2 separate regions of the Mus musculus genome follow, and region 2 is linked to region 1. The links are chromatin loops, found by intact Hi-C in ENCODE. Cell type or tissue: heart. All regions are shown on one strand. Each heading gives the region's core, and the rest is flanking DNA. Links, peaks and the distances in the headings are about the cores only.

What was found. Hi-C counts contacts between places; a loop is a spot of excess contacts. Peaks named below come from ENCODE experiments on the same cell type or tissue, not always from the same donor. Only the 100,000 strongest peaks of a DNase experiment are listed, where the experiment ranks them.
Region 2: it touches region 1 in a loop (2.1-fold over the local background); 2 of 42 quality-filtered maps call a loop at or near these places.

What each region holds. Positions count from the first base shown.
Region 1 is chr7:19,203,729-19,213,613 of GRCm38, forward strand. It overlaps Eml2 (echinoderm microtubule associated protein like 2), which reads left to right. Exons shown (of 22, transcript NM_001347582.1): 21 at 174-304; 22 at 2,358-2,754. The coding sequence ends at 2,483. Gpr4 (G protein-coupled receptor 4) reads left to right here and starts at 8,810. Exons shown (of 2, transcript NM_175668.4): 1 at 8,810-8,906. In heart, for the core only: CTCF peaks have their summits at 5,412 (motif pointing left), 6,488 (motif pointing left) and 8,833; DNase peaks (open chromatin) are centred at 7,683, 7,753 and 8,853; H3K4me3 peaks cover 813 bases; H3K27ac peaks cover 743 bases.
Region 2 is chr7:19,065,046-19,073,045 of GRCm38, forward strand. It overlaps Rsph6a (radial spoke head 6 homolog A (Chlamydomonas)), which reads left to right. Exons shown (of 6, transcript NM_031255.2): 3 at 262-1,026; 4 at 2,044-2,188; 5 at 2,989-3,106. Among named protein-coding and RNA genes, the nearest start is that of Dmwd, 7.2 kb to the right of the region's middle. In heart, for the core only: CTCF peaks have their summits at 3,878 (motif pointing right), 4,639 (motif pointing right) and 6,172 (motif pointing right); no DNase peak of the experiment used is centred there; H3K4me3 peaks cover 717 bases; H3K27me3 peaks cover 3,417 bases.

The DNA of each region.
Region 1 (9,885 bases), core at 1,159-9,158:
TTCTTTCTTTCTTTCTTTCTTTCTTTCTTTCTTTCTTTCTTTCTTTCTTTCTTTCAACTTTTTGAGACACCCCTCCATAAGTTACCCAAGGAGGTCTTCAACTTTTTTTCTTTTCCTTCCACTATGCCTGGCTTCCAAGCACATTTTTATCATTTCTCTTGTCGTGTCTACAGGGATTTGGCCCGAGGGAGCAGATGGCACAGACATCAATGCTGTGGCCCGCTCTCATGATGGGAAGTTGCTGGTTTCTGCTGACGACTTTGGCAAAGTGCACCTGTTCAGCTACCCCTGCTGTCAGCCGAGAGTGAGTCTCTCTGGAGAGCCTAAGGGTGTGGGATTGGAGGCCTATTCACTCCTTTGTGGGGATATATGTTTTATTTTTGGAAGAGGGTCTCAAATAGCCCAGGTTTGCTTCAAAGTCCCGCTATAGCCAAGGATGTTCAATTCCCACCAACCCCCCTGCCTCTGCCTCCCCAGAGCTAGGATTATAGATGTGCACCATCAGCCCACGTTTATGTGTTGCCAGAGATGGAGCCCAGTGCTTTTCTGCCCTCTCAGCTGCCTCCCTAGCCTTTTGCTGTTGTTCATCTTACTTACTCTTCTCGGAACTGTAGTTTCCCCACAGCTATTGGATGTCTTCATGGCACAGGGTCTTTCCCAGGGTTCAGAGATGAAACCCATAGCTCTGGGGTTATTGCATACTCTCCTTTTACAAGCATTAAATGAGCACTTACTGTGTGCCTGGACAAATAAGATCTGAGAGGCCACTGTCCTCACTAAGCTGGGTGTATGACTATAGGGCTCAGGGTTTGCATTCCCAGCACCCAGGATTTCCCTATGGGCCCAGAACAAAGACCAATTTTTTACAGAGCCAGATGGCTATTGAGAGGAGTTGCCCCAGGCTGGAAGAGTCTGCTCCTGACCACACCCAACGTTTTTTCTTAATGATGCAGGGCTAGGATTTAATGAAGATTTTATATATATGGGTATACCATTGCTCTCTTCAGACACACCAGAAGAGGGCATCAGACCCCTTACAGATGGTTGTGAGCTACCATGTTGTTGCTAGGAATTGAACTCAAGACCTCTGAAAGAGCAGTCGATGTTCTTAACCTGTAACTTAAGCATGAGGGTTAAGAGAGAGGCACTCAAAAGAAAGACTGTAGAGTCTAAGTGTGGCCTTCAAGAAAAAAAAGAGGAAAGTAAACCATACTGAGTGTGGGCACAGTCTCCCCACGGGAGATCGCCACAGCCCACTTTTAATGGTAATTCGTTCAGTGAAACCAGGTTTTACAAGTTTTATCTGTCCTTTATCCTCAGCGCTGAAGACGGAATAGAGTCTTTGCGCACTAGGCAAATCCCTGAGCCACACCCCCAGCCCCTCACTGGGGGATTCTAGGCAGGGGCTCTACCACTGAGCCACGCCCCCAGCCCCTCACTGGGGGATTCTAGGCAGGGGCTCTACCACTGAGCCACGCCCCCAGCCCCTCACTTGGGGATTGTAGGCAGGGGCTCTACCACTGAGCCACGCCCCCAGCCCCTCACTTGGGGATTCTAGGCAGGGGCTCTACCACTGCGCCATATCTTCAGCAGGTAAATGTGCTCACTGCCAAACCTAATGGCTGAAATTCAATCCTCAAGATCTTCATAGCAGAGGGAGGGAGAGAACCAACCCTTATGAGTTATCTTCTGACCTCCACATTTGCTCTGTGGTACTTGCACATCCATGTACACATACGCCTACACAAGAAGGGAGGGGTGTCTGGAGAGATGGCTCAGCAGTTAAGAGAATGCACTGTTCATCTAGAGGACCTGAGTTCAAGTCCCAGCATCCACATCACGGGGCTGACTTATATTCAGCTCCAGGAGATCCAACACATTCTTCTGGCCTCCATGGGCAACTGTACAAACCTATACTCTGACACACATATATACATGTAATTAAAAATTAAATCAAGTAGTGGTGCATACCTTCAATCTCAGCTCTGGAAGCAGAGGCAGGCAGATCTTTTTAAGTTCAAAGCCAGCCTGCTATACAAAGGAAGTTCTAGGATACCCAGCCAATGCTGCATAGGGAGACCCTGTCTCCAAAAACCAAAACCATAAATAAACAAACAAATAAATTAAATCAAAATGAAGCAAGGGCTTTATGAGCTTTAGGACAACCTGGACTATACAGTAAAAACCTGTAACACATTCGCACACACACATGCACACACGCACAAACACATACACACACATACACTCACACGTGCACACACATGTTTATGTGTGGCACTAAAGAAGAAAACAGCAGTAGTCTCCAGGTAGTGTTTTTTTCTTCTGACCTCTTTTTCCCTCTTCTTCGCTTCTAACAGGCCCTCAGCCACAAATACGGTGGACACAGCAGCCATGTGACTAATGTGGCCTTCTTGTGGGATGACAGCATGGCCCTAACCACTGGGGGCAAAGACACGAGCGTGCTGCAGTGGCGGGTGGCCTGAAGCAGGGGTGTGGGGCCAGGGTAGCGTCCTGTGGCAGGGTTGAGATCTATTTTTGGGAGATGTCTATTGCGGAGTACAGTAATATATACCCAGAGTATGTCTATAGAAGAGGGGGTTATGGGGCGGGCGGGAGCAGACAGAGGTCTCTATTTATCGGGGTGGGACGAATGGGCCACCATGCCTTGTGGGAGCCATTGGTGTTTGGTTTGGGGTATTTTTTTTTAAGTTTATTCTTTTATATCATTCAGAAATACAGACTTATGCACTGAGATGTCTGGAGTCTGGTCTATTTATTTGGGGTGTGTGTGTGTGTGTGTGTGTGTGTGTGTGTGTGTGTGTGTGTTTGTGTGTGTGTTATGGAGGCCAGAGATCAAAATCAGGTGTCTTCCTCAATTGCTCTCTGCTATATTTTTTTTAAAAGAGATTTCAATTTACAGTAACATTTAATTGATTTTATTGTAATTTTAAAAAATACATTATGTAGTAGTGTGTGTATCTATGACTATGACTACACATGTGTTCAGCTGCCCTTGAAAGCCAGAAGAGGGCTCTAGGTCTCTTGGATTTAGAGTTGTAAGCAGTTGTGAGCTGCTCAAGGTAAATGCTGGGAACAGAACTGAGTTCTCTGCTGGAGCAGTAAGTGCTCTGAACCCCAGAGCCGTCCTTCCAGCCCCATCTACTTTGGTCTTTAAGACAGTCTCCCTTACTTTCTTTTGTTTTGTTGTTTGTTTGGTTTTGGTTTTTGAGACAAGGTCTCTGTGTAGCCCTCGCTGTCCTAGAACTCTATGTTCTAGGCTGGCCTCAAATTCTAAGATTCACCTCCCTCTGCCTCCTGAGTGCTGGGATTAAAGGTGTGCACAGCCATGTCTGGCAAGTAAATGTAGTTAAAAACATAAGTTGGAGAGGGTTTGTGAGGCAGCTCGGTAGCTAACGATGCCTTGCAGGGCAAGCCTGTGGCTTGAGGACCCGTGCAAAGGAGGATTGAATGAGTCTACAATGTTACACACACACACACACACACACACACACACAAACACACTAAAGAAAGGAAGCCACCAAACTTCCAACCTACTGGCCTGAAGGCATTGTCCTATCAATGTCTGGCCAGGATACAAATGTTCCTTCCACTACTCAAACAAGCAAACAAATTTTGTAAGCAGCATTCCTATGTGGCATGCATGTGTGTATGTGTGTGTATATGAGTGTTCATGTATGAGTGTATATGTGTGTATGTGCATGTGTGCATATGTGTTCATGTGTGTATGCCTGTGTATATGTGTATGCCTGTGCACGTGTGTGTGTGTGTGCACAAGTGTGTATGTGTGCATGAATATGTGTGAGTATACATGTGTGTGTAAGTGTGTGTGTGAATGTGTGTGCATGGTTGTGGGTACAGTGAAAACCAAGACAACCTCAACACTACCTCATGGAAAGGGCAGACCTGCCTCAGAAGATGCTGAGACCAAAGTGGTATCATGGAAGGGGCAACAGAAAGACCTTAACACAGAAGGGTGAAGGAGCCATTCCAGGTGGAAGTTCTGATGCGTGTTATCTCCTTCCAATAAAATCAAATAAAGCCTCTTGTGGCTCCAGCTATCTCCTGGCCCCTGTCACAGGCCTCGACAACTCTGGGTGTTGCCTGTTGGGGACAGATCTGTGTCTCTCACTTTCTCTGGACCATGGGTAGGAAGAGCCAGGATTCTTGGTCACTTCCATGCTGTCTCCTAGCTGTCTCCTTGCCCAGTTCAGTCAGAGGCAGGAACTTGGGCACTGTTTATTGAGTGGCAATTAGAGTGTGTTTGAATAGCTGAGTGTGTCTTATCCAAAGACTACTGAATTCAACTTCCTCAAAGGGCTTGTGCAAAGGGTGCAGTCTGTAAAGTGCTTGCTGCAGTAGTGACTGTCCTCTGAGACAAGTGCCTGCCATCTTACGGACTTCACCTGTGTTCCCTTGCAAAAGAAACATCCCAGCTGGGCTTTTAAACTTTTAATTTTTTTAAAAAATTATGTATATGAATACACTGTCACTCTCTTCAGGCACATTAGAAGAGGGCATTGGACTCCACTCCAGATGGTTGTGAGCCACCATGTGGTTGCTGGGAATTGAACTCATGACCTCTGGAAGAGCAGTCAGTGCTCTTAACCGCTGAGCCACCTCTCCATCCCGCTGTGCTGGGCTTTAAAACTGTTTACACCCCCTTGGGACACAAGACCCTAAGTATTCAGCCACTTCCTAGCCACTGTGGTGTGCAATGATGTCCAAGCTGCAAGTGGTTGCACAGAGGGGTGGGGTGGGGCTCCATCTATGCATATATGAGCTGTCATCATCCCCTCTGGGTAAAGGCCTTTCTGGTGTAGCCTGTTGGGAGGAGCACTCATATCCCCGCCGGGGATCCCTCACCTGTGCTGGCTAGGGAAGACCCCTCAGAGGTTGGAAACCCTCATTGCTTCCCCGTGCGCACTTGAGTAGCGTGTGCCTCGGTTTGTCTTGGGCTCTTGGGAGGAGGGCTAGACTGTGCCTAGGTCTTCTCCCAGGAAGGAGTCAGCAACACCATACAAGTATGACGTCCTGAGTTCAGATCCCCTGCACCCGTGTAAAGAGCCGAGCTGGGTACAGTATGCCAATCCCAGTGTGGCTGGGGGTTGAACCTGAGCCTCCTGCTTCCGCCATCTGAGTTCTGGGATCACAGTTGTGCGCCACCATTCCAAGACATCTCTAAGTTGTTTCTTATTGTTATTGTTTTGTTTTGTTGAGACAAAGTCTCCCTAGGCTTTTAAAGGCCTGTTTTCTGACATTCTTGGGTCAAGCCTTCTTTCCCCCCAGCCCCCCAATGGATTCCAACAATCCAAGTTCTGGGAAGGTGACCCAGACTATAGATAGAGAAACAAATGCTTGTTAGCTCTTAATGTTTTGCCGTCCCCTTGTGGTCATCTTTGGATCTGCATGGAAAATTATCCCTTGAAAGGCCAGTTGGAAAAATTGCTGGTGATTCTCCATCCACCCCTCAGTGTCCCCTCAGTGTCCCTGAGCTGGGTCGTGAGAAACTGCCTTGTGCATAGCCTGCACCCAACCAGAGTTCCCGTCCCCTCCAGTCTGAGAGTAGGGGATGAGAAGGAGTTTTCGTTCCTCGGTCTGTGTTTGCACCCTGAAGGCTTGGGTGGTGATGGTCTCATAGCTGCAGGTCCTCTCCAGGGTCTCTCTGTCCTTCTGAAAACCGTCAGCGCCAGCCTTTGTGAATGTTTCCCAGTGATCCTCAGAGAGGAGCTGTGTTTTGCCTGCCATGACTTGGAATACATTGAGGCAACTTAGGGTTAGCTAGAGGAGAGGGCGATCCCACCCCCACCCAAGCCACTGGGCACTCTGACTTGCTTTTCAGAACCAGGCCGTGGCGGCTCACACTTGTAACTCGAACAATCTGAAATGGAGGTGGGAGGATCAGGAGTTCAAGGTCAACCTCAGCTGCTTGTGAAGTTCAAGGCCCTCCTGGGCTGGGTAAAACCATGTCTCATCTCTTGGGATTTACATGTAAGGTTGCCATGACACTTGCCTTGGCTCTGCCCTTTAACTCTCTGATGCTGTGAGTGTCCCTGCTTTGTGGTTAACCAGCTCATTTCCTATGCCTATTAAGTTCCCTGGAAGAAGAGAATTCACTGGTTCAGAGAGGTGAGGTCACCTACCCAAGGCCACACAGCGGTGCTACAACAGCTCCCTTTTCCTTCTAAGTCGTTGGATTAGTGTGAAGCTGTAGACCGGGTGGAAACTAATCTGCGATGTTAAAAGAAAGAACGGGGTACTGACAAGATGGCTGATGACGGCTATCAGGAAAGTGCTTGCCATCCAAGCATGAGGACATGGATGTGGGGCTGGAGAGATGGCTCAGCTGTTAAGAACGCTGACTGCCCTTCCAATGGACCCAGGTTCCATTCCCAGTACCCACATAGCAGCTCACAAGCATCTGTAGCTCCAGTTCCAGGGGACTCGACTCCCTCTTCTGGCTCCTACAGGTACTGCAGGCACAGAGTGCACAGACATACATGTGAACAAACATATACATTTGTAAATAGTGTGGCATGTTGTAGTTGTTGAGCTGAGTTAGAGGGTAAAACCATTTGCTATCAAGCCGGACGGACAACCTAAGTTTGGCCCCTTAAACCCACATGAAGGTGGAAGGAGAGAACCAGCCCCACAAGGCTCCACATGTGTGCCAAGACACTCATCCCACATGAGTGCCAAGACACTCACCCCATATGAGTGTCAAGATACTCACCCAGCTCCCCCATGTCCCTACACAGAGTAATGATAAACAAGGATTTTTTTTTAAAACTTATTTATTTATTTATTTATTTATTTTATGCATATGAGTATACTATAGCTGTCTTCAGACACACCAGAAGAGGGCATCAGATCCCACTACAGATGGTTGTGAGCCACCATGTGGTTGCTGGGAACTGAACTCAGGACTTAGTCAGTGCTCTTAACTGCTGAGCCACCTTTCCAGCCCCCAAACAAGGATTTTAATTAGATGAGTTGGCACATACCTTTAATTCCAGCCTTTGGAAGGCAGAAGGGGACAGATTTCTGAGTTCAAGGTCAGCCTGTTCTTAGAGTGAGTTCCAAGACAGCCAGGGCTACATAGAGAAACCAAAACTAAACCAAAATCTTAGACAAAAAATCTAAGAGGAACTACCTAAAAGGGCTTCTATGTGCACATACACACACATACATGCACACACAAATCCTCACAGACATATGTGTACATGTTCACACAAGGGCACCTGATGTTACTATACACACACTAACAAAGAAAGAATTGGGTATGGTGAACCAAGCACTAAGGAGACAGAATAAAGTGGACCTCTCTGAATCTCTAATCAGCCAGGGTTACATAATAAAATCTTGTCTGAAACAACCAACACAATACTGAGTGGTATACTCAATAACAGAGCCCTTCCTAGAATCCCCCAGTGAGGGCTGGGGTGTGGCTCAGTGGTAGAGTCCCTGCCTAGAATCCCCCAGTGAGGCACTGGGGTGTGGCTCAGTGAGAGAGCCCCTGCCTAGAATTCCCCAGTGAGGGCTGGGGTGTGGCTCTTGCCTAGTGTGTGTAAGGCCATAGGTTCTATCTTCTCAGCCAAGATAAAATAACTATGTAAACTAGAATTGTAAACACCATCACTGCTGTTGTTTTTGGAGGGCTGTATTCCTGTTGGATCAGAAGTCCCTGAGTCTATAAATGACCTCTCAGGACTAATTTGTGCAGGAAGTGACCGACCGAGATAAAAAGAGGGCAATGCGGCTCTTTGGAACCTTTGCACACTTCCTGAAAACAATGGGAATTTCACTTCCAGGCAACAGACACACAAGAGTAATCAACCTGAACTCAAGAATGGCCCTCCCGCCAGCAGGGAGGCTGATGATCAGGAAAGGATAGAAACGTACAGTCCTGGCAAAGTGAGGTGTTGAAGTGATCTATGGGTACATCAGACTTTTAGAGGGCAGACTAGGGTGTCCTGGACAGCCAAGTCGAAACGTTTTAAAGATAGAACTTCATTAGCCCACTTTGCCCTCAAAACTCTCAGCTATCCTCCTGTCCCAGCCTCTCAAGTGCTGAGAGAGTGCAGGCATGCACAGGTACCCCAGAACGAGACTTTTTTAAAATAGATTTTACATTATGCTCTCTGTGAAGTGACAAGAGACAGGTTGAGAAAAGGACTGTGTCTGACTACTTTGACTGTGGAAGAAACAGAGGCAAGGCCTAAACTCTGACCCCCAAGGCTCCTTCGACTTGAGGTGGATACTTAAGAGGCCACCATGTAACATGTTTTCCTTTACATTTATCTATCTGAGGTGTATGGCACCGGACAATGCAGAGGTCAGAGGACAACTTGCACAATCCCATTCTCTCCTTCCATCGTGTGGGTCCTGGGGATTGAGTTCAGCATCAGTAGCAATCGCCTGTCTGCTGAGACAAACCCCTTTGTTCTGGGTCCCTTAGAGGGATAGAGGGATATGGAGAAGGTTATTAACAGAGGCCTGCAGGGAGGGGGCTCTTCAAAGAAGGAAGCAACAGGAAGGAAGGTCCCAAGCTAAGCTACCTTTCCCAGAAGAAGGCTTAAATTCGAAGTGTGGAATTGGAGAGAGGGTAAGGAAGGAGTTAATGGATTGTACCCCTGAAGCAGCAGGTGAGATTTCCAGGCTTGAGTTCCTGAGGTGGGGGGGGAGGACGCGGTGGGGTGCAGGGGAGCGGCAGAGGAGGGGTTAATGGGGGCGGGCCTGGCTGGGGCGGGGCCTGGGTTCCGACTCCAGCCCCGGGCCAGGGGTTGTCGCTGCTGTCCTGCCCCGCGGGGGCGCCCGCCGGGTCCCTGTGCTGTGCAGAGTCGGGACCAAGTCAGAGACGCCGGTCGCCCAGCCCAGCCGCGGAGCAGGTGGGTGCTATCCCTCCGTTCCCATTCTACCCCTTCTCAGGTCCAAGACTCTGGGTGGCCGCTCCGCTGCCTCAGTCTCCCCGCAGCGACCCCTCTCCGCCACTCGGCTCTGGAGAACTCATCTTTTCTGCTTCTCCCTCCTGAGCCTGGGGTCCCTAAGATCCCCTGCCTCCGGGTCTCTCTCATTTCTCTCTCTCTCTCTCTCTCTCTCTCTCTCTCTCTCTCTCTCTCTCTGTCTGTCTCGCGGGCGCGCGCGCACACACACACACACACACACACACACACACACACTCGATCTCACTGCATACCATAAACTATCTTTGAACTCACTCTCATGCCCACATTGACCTAACATTCACGGCAATCCTCCTGCCTCAGTTTCCTAGAGTATACCGGGATTACATGTATATGTCACCACACCCGACTCTCCACCCTCTGGCGTTTTATAGACAGATTCTGTCTGTACAGTTCAGGTTTACCTTAAACTGGCTGGCCATCCTCCTGCCTCAGCCCCTTAAATGTTGTAGGTGTTCTTCAGCAACAAACCCAATGGACTCTATTTCTTTATCTTTTGGGGTCCCCTACCTGCTCTTCCCATCTGCCTCTGGATCCCTTCTACCTCATCCTTGGCCTCCATTCCCTTGTTTATGTGAGACCCCCTCCTTTTTTTCTTTGTATGTCCCCAACTCAAACAAACCCCAACTTTGTATATCCATCTCAGTGTGTCTCTTCCCACCCTCTCTTTTCTGGTTCTCTGGCTCTTAGTGCCTCTGCCCCCATCACTCTCCCTACGTCCTGAGACATCCTGGAACCTTTTCCTCAAGGTTGTGGGGCTGCTTAGGATTGGGGTAGGGGACAGTGGGATTGCAATCCAGAGCAAATGGACTCTGAGTGACACCATGACTCTAGTACCTACTTTGTAGTCACCCATGGCTTCTGAGGTCACACCTACCCCACCCTCCTGTCTCAGGAATTCCTG
Region 2 (8,000 bases), core at 1-8,000, 140 kb before region 1:
AGAAAATGATTCTTTTTTGGTGTGGTTTCTTCTTCCTTTTTTCCCCTTCTTCTTCATCAGGGGACACTCTCCCCAGGACATTTCCAAACTGGTGGCTTAAGTCGCCCAAGTCTGTTGACTCTGGCGAAGGAGTTGGGCTAGATGACTGGCTCGGGTCTTGCTGCTGGCCCAGTTCCGTTCCCAGGACCCGAGCGATGGCAGGAGGATCAGGCTAGGAAGTCTTGAGACTTCCTTCTACCCATTTCTCAATCCCTGTTGCAGACTGACAGCCCGGTGCCCAACATCATGGAGACCGCCTTCTACTTCGAGCAGGCGGGCGTGGGGCTGAGCTCGGACGAAAGCTTCCGAATCTTCCTGGCCCTGAAGCAGCTGGTGGAGCAGCAGCCCATCCACATGTGCCGCTTCTGGGGCAAGATCCTGGGCCTGAGCCGCAGCTACCTGGTGGCTGAGGTGGAGTTCCGCGAGGGCGAGGAGGAGGGAGAGGAGGAGGAGGTGGAGGAGATGATGGAGGGAGGCGAGGTCTTGGAGACGCACGGTGAGGAGGAGGGAGAGGAGGATGAGGAGAAGGTGGTGGACAGCGTGCCCAAGCCACAGTGGAAGCCGCCGCCCATCATCCCCAAGGAGGAGAGCCGCAGTGGCACCAACAAATACCTGTACTTCGTGTGCAACGAGCCAGGCCGCCCGTGGACGCGCCTGCCGCACGTGACGCCCGCGCAGATCGTGTGCGCGCGCAAGATCAAAAAGTTCTTCACTGGCTTCCTGGACACGCCGGTCATCAGCTATCCGCCCTTCCCGGGCAACGAGGCCAACTATCTCCGCGCGCAGATTGCGCGCATCTCCGCCGCCACACACATCAGCCCGCTGGGCTTCTACCAGTTCGGCGAGGAGGAGGGCGATGAGGAGGAGGAGGGCGGCGCGGGACGCGATTCCTTTGAGGAGAACCCCGACTTTGAGGGCATCCCCGTGTTGGAGCTCGTGGACTCCATGGCCAACTGGGTACATCACACTCAGCACATCCTGCCTCAGGTGAGGATGGAGCTAGGATGGAGCTTCCCACCCTGTACACTGCCTAGGACCTACCCCAATCCAGCCCAGCATCCATCCATCCATCCATCCATCATTCCATCCATCCATCCATCATCCATCCATCCATCATCCATCCATCCATTCATCCATCCATCCATCCACCCGCCTACCTACCCATCCATCCACTCACCCATTCATCCAACCATGACCCAAAGCAACTTTGAAAAGAAAAGGTTTATTTGGCTACATATCCACTGAGGAAAGTCTGGGCAGGAACCTGGATACAGGACAGAAGCAGAGGCCATGGAGGAATGCTGCTTACCGGCTTGCTCCCCATGGTTTGAATCAGCCTACTTTCTTATACAGCCCCAGACCACTTGCCCAGGGATGGCATCGCCCACAGTGAGTTGAGCCCTCTCACACCAACCGTCAATCAAGAATATTCCCCCACAGACTTGCTTGCAGGCCAATCTGACGGATGTTTTTTCTCAGCTGGAGTTCCATCTTCCCAGATGGCTTTGCAGCAGCAGCAGCAGCAGCAGACCAGTGCCACAGGCAGAAGCCACCACACTTGTGACCAAGGACTGATCCCCATGTATGGCTGAGAAAACGTGAAGTGGCTTTATGCTGTGTACCTGCCTCCATTTTTATTCAAAGAGCCATCATTGATCAGAGGGAGTTCAAGGGCATACACATGCACACCTACACACACACACCAATAGGAGTGTTAATTGGCTTGACAGAGTACACCAATTCAATGAGGGAGGCACAGGTGACTCTACCACTGTTGAATGACACTCCCTGAGCAGAAATACTGAGATATATATCCTTTATCAACAATGTGTCCAGTCATAGAAGCTGCTGTCCCAAGGCAGTTGCTAGCGCATAACTGGGGCAGCCTTTGGAGCCACAGGGACAAGCCCACTGTTCTAGGGGCCTATTTGGCCCCTCAGCTTCTCCCACAGTAGGCTAGGCTCTGTCTTAGGGCGCCACCTGACGTTGCTGTTGCATCCGCAGGGGCGCTGTACATGGGTGAACCCACTGCAGAAAACAGAGGAGGAAGAAGAGCTAGGGGAGGAGGAAGAGAAGGCAGACGAGGCAATGGAGGAGGTGGAGCAGGAGGTCGGTCCTCCGCTTCTGACTCCGCTCTCAGAAGATGCAGGTAAGTCCCTTCCTATCTGGGCAGGCGCAGTGCCAGCCTTAGCGGGGTTGGTAGAGCAGGGAGAGCAACACACCTGGAAGCACTGATGTCTCGCATCCTCTGAGCCTCAGTGGGGATTGCTTATGTACAGCGGGCATGGGAGCACAAGCCCGCCATCCGAGCATCGGGGAAGGAAGAAGCAGGAGGCTCATGAGCAGTCCTCAGCTCTACCAGGAGGTTGAGACTCCAGGCTGGGCCACGTGACACCGTTTGTATATGAGTACTCTGTTTGCATGTATGCCTGCATGACAGAAGAGGGTATCAGATCCCATTACAGATGGTTGTGAGCCACCATGTGGGTGCTGGGAATTGAACTCAGGACCTCTGGAAGAGCAGCCAGTGCTCTTAACGGCTAAGCCGTCTCTCCAGCTTGAGACCCTGTTTGATTTTGTGTTTGTTCGTTTTAAAATATTGATTGATTGATTGATTGTTTTTGTGTTTAAAAGAAACCCTTATGGGTCTGAGGGAACGTGTCCATCTTTTATCTAAGCGTGGCATGTGACAGTGACCATGGCCTTGAGACAAAGACTCTTTCTTGGTTTTCCCTTTTTTTTTGGGGGGGGGGAGCATCAGGGGAGAGAGGCCAGAGCCAGGGATCTCGGTGTGAGTCCTAGCTCTTGCACGGGGGGGGGGGGGGGGGGACGGGGACGGGGGGGGGGGCGATCCATCCCTTCTTTCCTGTCTCTCCGCCCACATGATAAGGCAGGGCGTGGCAAGCCCTGACCACTCCACCCCACCCCGCCCCTTTCCTTCTCCTACAGAAATCATGCACCTGTCGCCCTGGACCACCCGCCTCTCCTGCAGCCTCAGCCCTCAGTACTCGGTGGCCATCGTGCGCTCCAACCTCTGGCCAGGGGCCTATGCCTACGCCACTGGCAAGTACGCCGTTGCCCTGACTCAAGGGTCCGCCTATGGTAAAGAAATCTTATCTGCCAGGATCCATGATAGTTTCTCTCAAAAGACTGACAAGTCCCGCCAGGCATGGCGGCACAGGTCCTTAATCTCAAAAGCTGGGAGGCAGAGGCAGGCAGATCTCTGTGAGTTCAAGGGCAGCCTGGGCTACACAGAGAGACCCTGTCTCAAAAAATACATATAGGGGTTGGAGAGATGACTCCGCAGTTAAGAGCACTGACTGCTCTTCCAGAGGTCCTGAGTTCAGTTTCCAGCAACCACATGATGTCTTACAACCATCTGTAATAAGATCTGCTGCCCTCTTCTGGTGTGTCTGAAGACAGATACAATGTACTCACATAAATAAAATACATATAAAAGTTATATATAGCCGGGCGTGGTGGCTCACGCCTTTAATCTCAGCACTTGGGAGGCAGAGACAGGCAGATTTCTGAGTTCGAGGCCACCCTGGTCTACAAAGTGAGTTCCAGGACAGCTAGCGCTATACAGAGAAACCCTGTCTCAAAAAACCAAAAAACCAAAAAAGTTACATATACATATGTCATATGCAATGTATTATATATAAATAATATATAATAACACACATATATCACCTCCACTCCCCTTCCCGTCATTCATTCATTCATTCATTCATTCATTCATTCATTCAGTTTTTGGGTTTTTTTTTTCTGAGCCCTTCTTACCTTTAAATTGTCTCTAAATCCCTAAACCAGCTTGGCTGCAATCCCTGCTCTGCCCACCAGAGGGCAGAACTTTTCTGCTCTGAACTTGAACTTGCTCTGGGTTTTGTACAGAAGGAATTTCATGCAAACTTTAACCATATTCTTGTCGATTATTATTATTATTATTATTGTCCAGAATCTGAAAGTAGAGTTTTTCTAACCCTCCTATTCTATGCCAACACCACACATTATTTCTCTGTGTGGCCTTGGCTGTCCTGTAACTTGCTTTGCCTCAGAGGCCTACCTGCCTCTGCCTCCCCAGTGGGGGAATTAAAGGGCAACATTATTATTATTATTATTATTTTTTGGTTTTTTGAGACAGGGTTTCTCTGTATAGCCCTGGCTGTCCTGGAACTCACTCTGTAGACCAGGCTGGCCTCGAACTCAGAAATCTGCCTGCCTCTGCCTCCCAAGTGCTGGGATTAAAGGCATGCGCCACCACTGCCTGGCTCATCTTCTGCCTTTTTTTAAAAATTAATTTATTTTATGTATGTAAGTACACTGTAGCTGTCTTCAAACACCCCAGAGGAGGGTGTCAGATCCCATTACAGATGGTTGTGAGACACCATGTGGTTGCTGGGAATTAAACTCAGGACCTCTGGAAGAGCAGTCAGTTTTCTTAACCACTGAGCCATATCTCCAGCCCATCTTCTGCCTTTTTATAGAAGAATATACTAAACAAAGTCATGCATATTATTTACGTGTATTTTTTTTTCACGCCCTTGCATGCCCAGGTTACTTTATGTGCACCATATCATGCAGGCACCTTTGACAGCCAGAAGAGGGCGCTGTTGGGCCTCCAGGACTTGAGTTGTATGTGGTTGTGAGCCTCCTGGTTTTGGTGCCAAAAACCAAACCAGTGGGCACTCCTAGCAGCAGAGCCATCACTCCAGCTAAAGAGAAATTTTGTTTTGTTTTATGTGGGATTCTTCTTCTTCTTCTTCTTCTTTTTTTTTTTTTTTTTTTTTTTTTTTTTGAGACATGATCATCTGGAACTCACAATGTAGACCAGGCTGGCCTCAAACTCACAGAGATCTACCTGCCTTTGGCCCCAAATGCTGGGTTGAAGGCGTGCTCCACTGTCAGTGTGGAAGAATCTTTTAACATTAACTAAGGGTGGCTGAGCACACACGTGCCCTCATTTCAGCAGGGTCTCTGTGGCTATGCTGTGCTGTGTACTCCAGGCTAGCTCCTTGAACTTCCACACAAGATTGTCCTGTCTCTACCTCCCATATCTCCATCTGACTTTTTATATGGGTTCCAGGATCAAACCTGAGCTCACCCACTTGTGCTGCCGTCTCTCTGCCCCCCAAAGAGCCTTTTTGTTGCTGATGCAGGGTTTCACTATGCTGCCCTGGCTGGCCTTGAACTCTCAATCCTTCTGCCCCCCGCTTCTGGGGTACTGGGATTACAGGCGCATATCATCACACGAGGCTCTATAGATGAGCCTGACATGGTGGCACACAGCTTTAGACTCAGGGCAGGAGCAGGGGCCGGGGCCGGGGGCAGACCTCTGAGTTCAAGGTCAGCCTGTTCTAGAGTTCCAGGAAAGCCAGGGCTACCTTGGGCAGCTGCATGAGGGACCAACCCCAGACCCTTGTGGGGAAGGCAGCCAGGGATGCGACCGTGGGAACACAAGGACAGTCATCAGTTGTACAACACCAGTTACAAAGCAGATAAGCTCCTAATTGCATGCCTGAGTCCTCCGGGATTCTGTAGAACAGCAACCTTCATTCTTCATTCCACAGGGAAAGGAAGTGCCAGTGAGGGACAGACAGGAGGAATATTCTAGACCAGGTTTACATATGAAATATATAGGACTCACTGAGAATCTGGCAAAGATGAAAATTCTAGTTCTAACATCTAGTAAAAAGCCTGGGGTTCAGGCTGATTTTTTGTATTGTGGTGCTGGGATTGAATGCAGGGTTTAAGCCTGTTCTAGGCAAGTGCCCTATTGCTGAGCCACGCCCCCAACTCCACGCTGGAGGATTCTAGGCAGGGGCTCTACTACTGAGCCACATTCCCAACCTTTCATTTTACTTTTTTTTGGTTAGTTTTTTTTGTTTTGTTTTGTTTTTTGTTTTTTGTTTTTCGAGACAGGGTGTCTCTGTGTAGCCCTGGCTGTCCTGGAACTCACTTTGTAGACCAGGCTGGCCTCAACTCAGAAATCCACCTGCCTCTGCCTCCTGAGTGCTGGGATTAAAGGCGTGCACCATCACGCCTGGCTCTCATTTTACTTTAAAAAAATTTTTTTATATATTATTTATTTTATATATATGACAAGTACACTGTCGCTATCTTCAGACTCACCAGAAGAGGGCATCAGATCCCATTACAGATGGTTCTGAGCCACTATGTGGTTGCTGGAATTTGAACTCAGAACCTCTAGAAGAGCAGTCAGTGCTCTTAACTGCTGAGCCATCTCTCCAGCACTCATTTCACTTTTTGAGAAAAGATTTATCTATTTTTATTTAATGTGCATTGGTGTTTGGCTGTATGTATGTCTGGGTGAGGGTGCTAGATCCCCTAAAACTGTAGTTACAGACAGCTGTGAGCTGCTGTGTGGATTGAACCTGGGTCTTCAAGAAGAGCAACCAATGTTCTTAACTGTGGAGGCATCTCTCCAGCTGCCACTGCCCCTCCTCGCCCCCTGCCCCCTGTCCCCTGCCCACTCCCTGTTTCCAGACACACCAGAAGAGGGCATCAGATCTCCTTACAGGTGGTTGTAAGCCACCCTGTGGTTGCTGGGAATTGAACTCATGACCTTCGGAAGAGCAGTCAGTGCTCTTATCCATTGAACCATCTCTCCAGCCCCACCACTCCCACATTTTTACACAAACCTTTTGCATGTAGCCAGGAACCCTGAATGTCTTGGAACTTGCTTTATAGAGCAGGCTGGCCTTGAACACAGAAATCCCCCTGCCTCTGCCTCCTGAGTGCTGGGATTAAAGGCGTGCGCCACCACTGCCCAGGTCTATTTTTCACTTTTTATTTCATAACAAGTCTTTGGAATCTGGAACGTGTTTTCCATTAAAATGAATCTCAGCTTCGTTTTGAAGTTTTCATCAGAAAGTCTTCCTCGGGCTGGTGAGATGGCTCAGTGGGTTAGAGCACCCGACTGCTCTTCCGAAGGTCCAGAGTTCAAATCCCAGCAACCACATGGTGGCTCACAACCATCCGTAACAAGATCTGACCCCCTCTTCTGAGTGTCTGAAGACAGCTACAATGTACTTACATATAATAAATAAATAAATCTTTTTAAAAAAAAAAAAAAAAAAAAAAAAAAAGAAAGTCTTCCTCAGCTGATGGCATTGGGCTCATGATTCCAGTAAGCTCAGAGTATCAGGAAGTCAATGCAGGAAGAAGATGGGGTGTTCCAAGGCCAGCTTTGGCTGCAGAGTCAGCTTAAGGCCAGGTTGAGCAACTTAGAATTTATTTCAAGATAAAAAAAAAGAGCGTAGGCTACTGCTTTATGGTAAATCACTGGCCTAAAACTTCCCAGTGAGGGACTTGAATGTGACTCAGTGGTAGAGCCCCTGCCTAGAATCCCCCAGTGAGGGGCTGGGGGCGTGGCTCAGTGGTAGAGCCCCTGCCTAGAATCCCCCAATGAGGGGCTGGGGGCGTGGCTCAGTGGTAGAGCCCCTGCTTAGAATCCCCCAGTGAGGGGCACGGGGTGTGGCTCAGCAGTTAAGTGCTTGTCTAGCTAGTAGGAGACCCTGGCTTCAATCTCCATTACCACTGGGAAAAAGAAATTAACCTTAGCCAGGCTACTAATACACATCAATTATCCAAGTAGGAACAAAGCTGAGGTAGAAAGATCTCCCGTTTATGGCCAGCCTGGGATACATAGTGACACGCTCCCCTAGAGAGAGAGAGAGAGAGGGGAAAAAAAGAAGCAGATTCATGTACCCAGGCGTTCCAGGGCTCCTTGGAGGTTTTCCAATAACCAAATTAAGTATCTGCTTTATTTTTAGAATTAAAATTAACTAAAATTAATTCAAAGCCACTCTACACCCCCTGCCCCCAAATAAGCCCCAGCAGAACAGGCATTCTTCTCTAAGTGTCCACGGAAACACTCCAAGACAGAGTGTAAACTGAGTCCTTGAACAGGGCTCAGTCGACATAAGGAGCTTGCAATC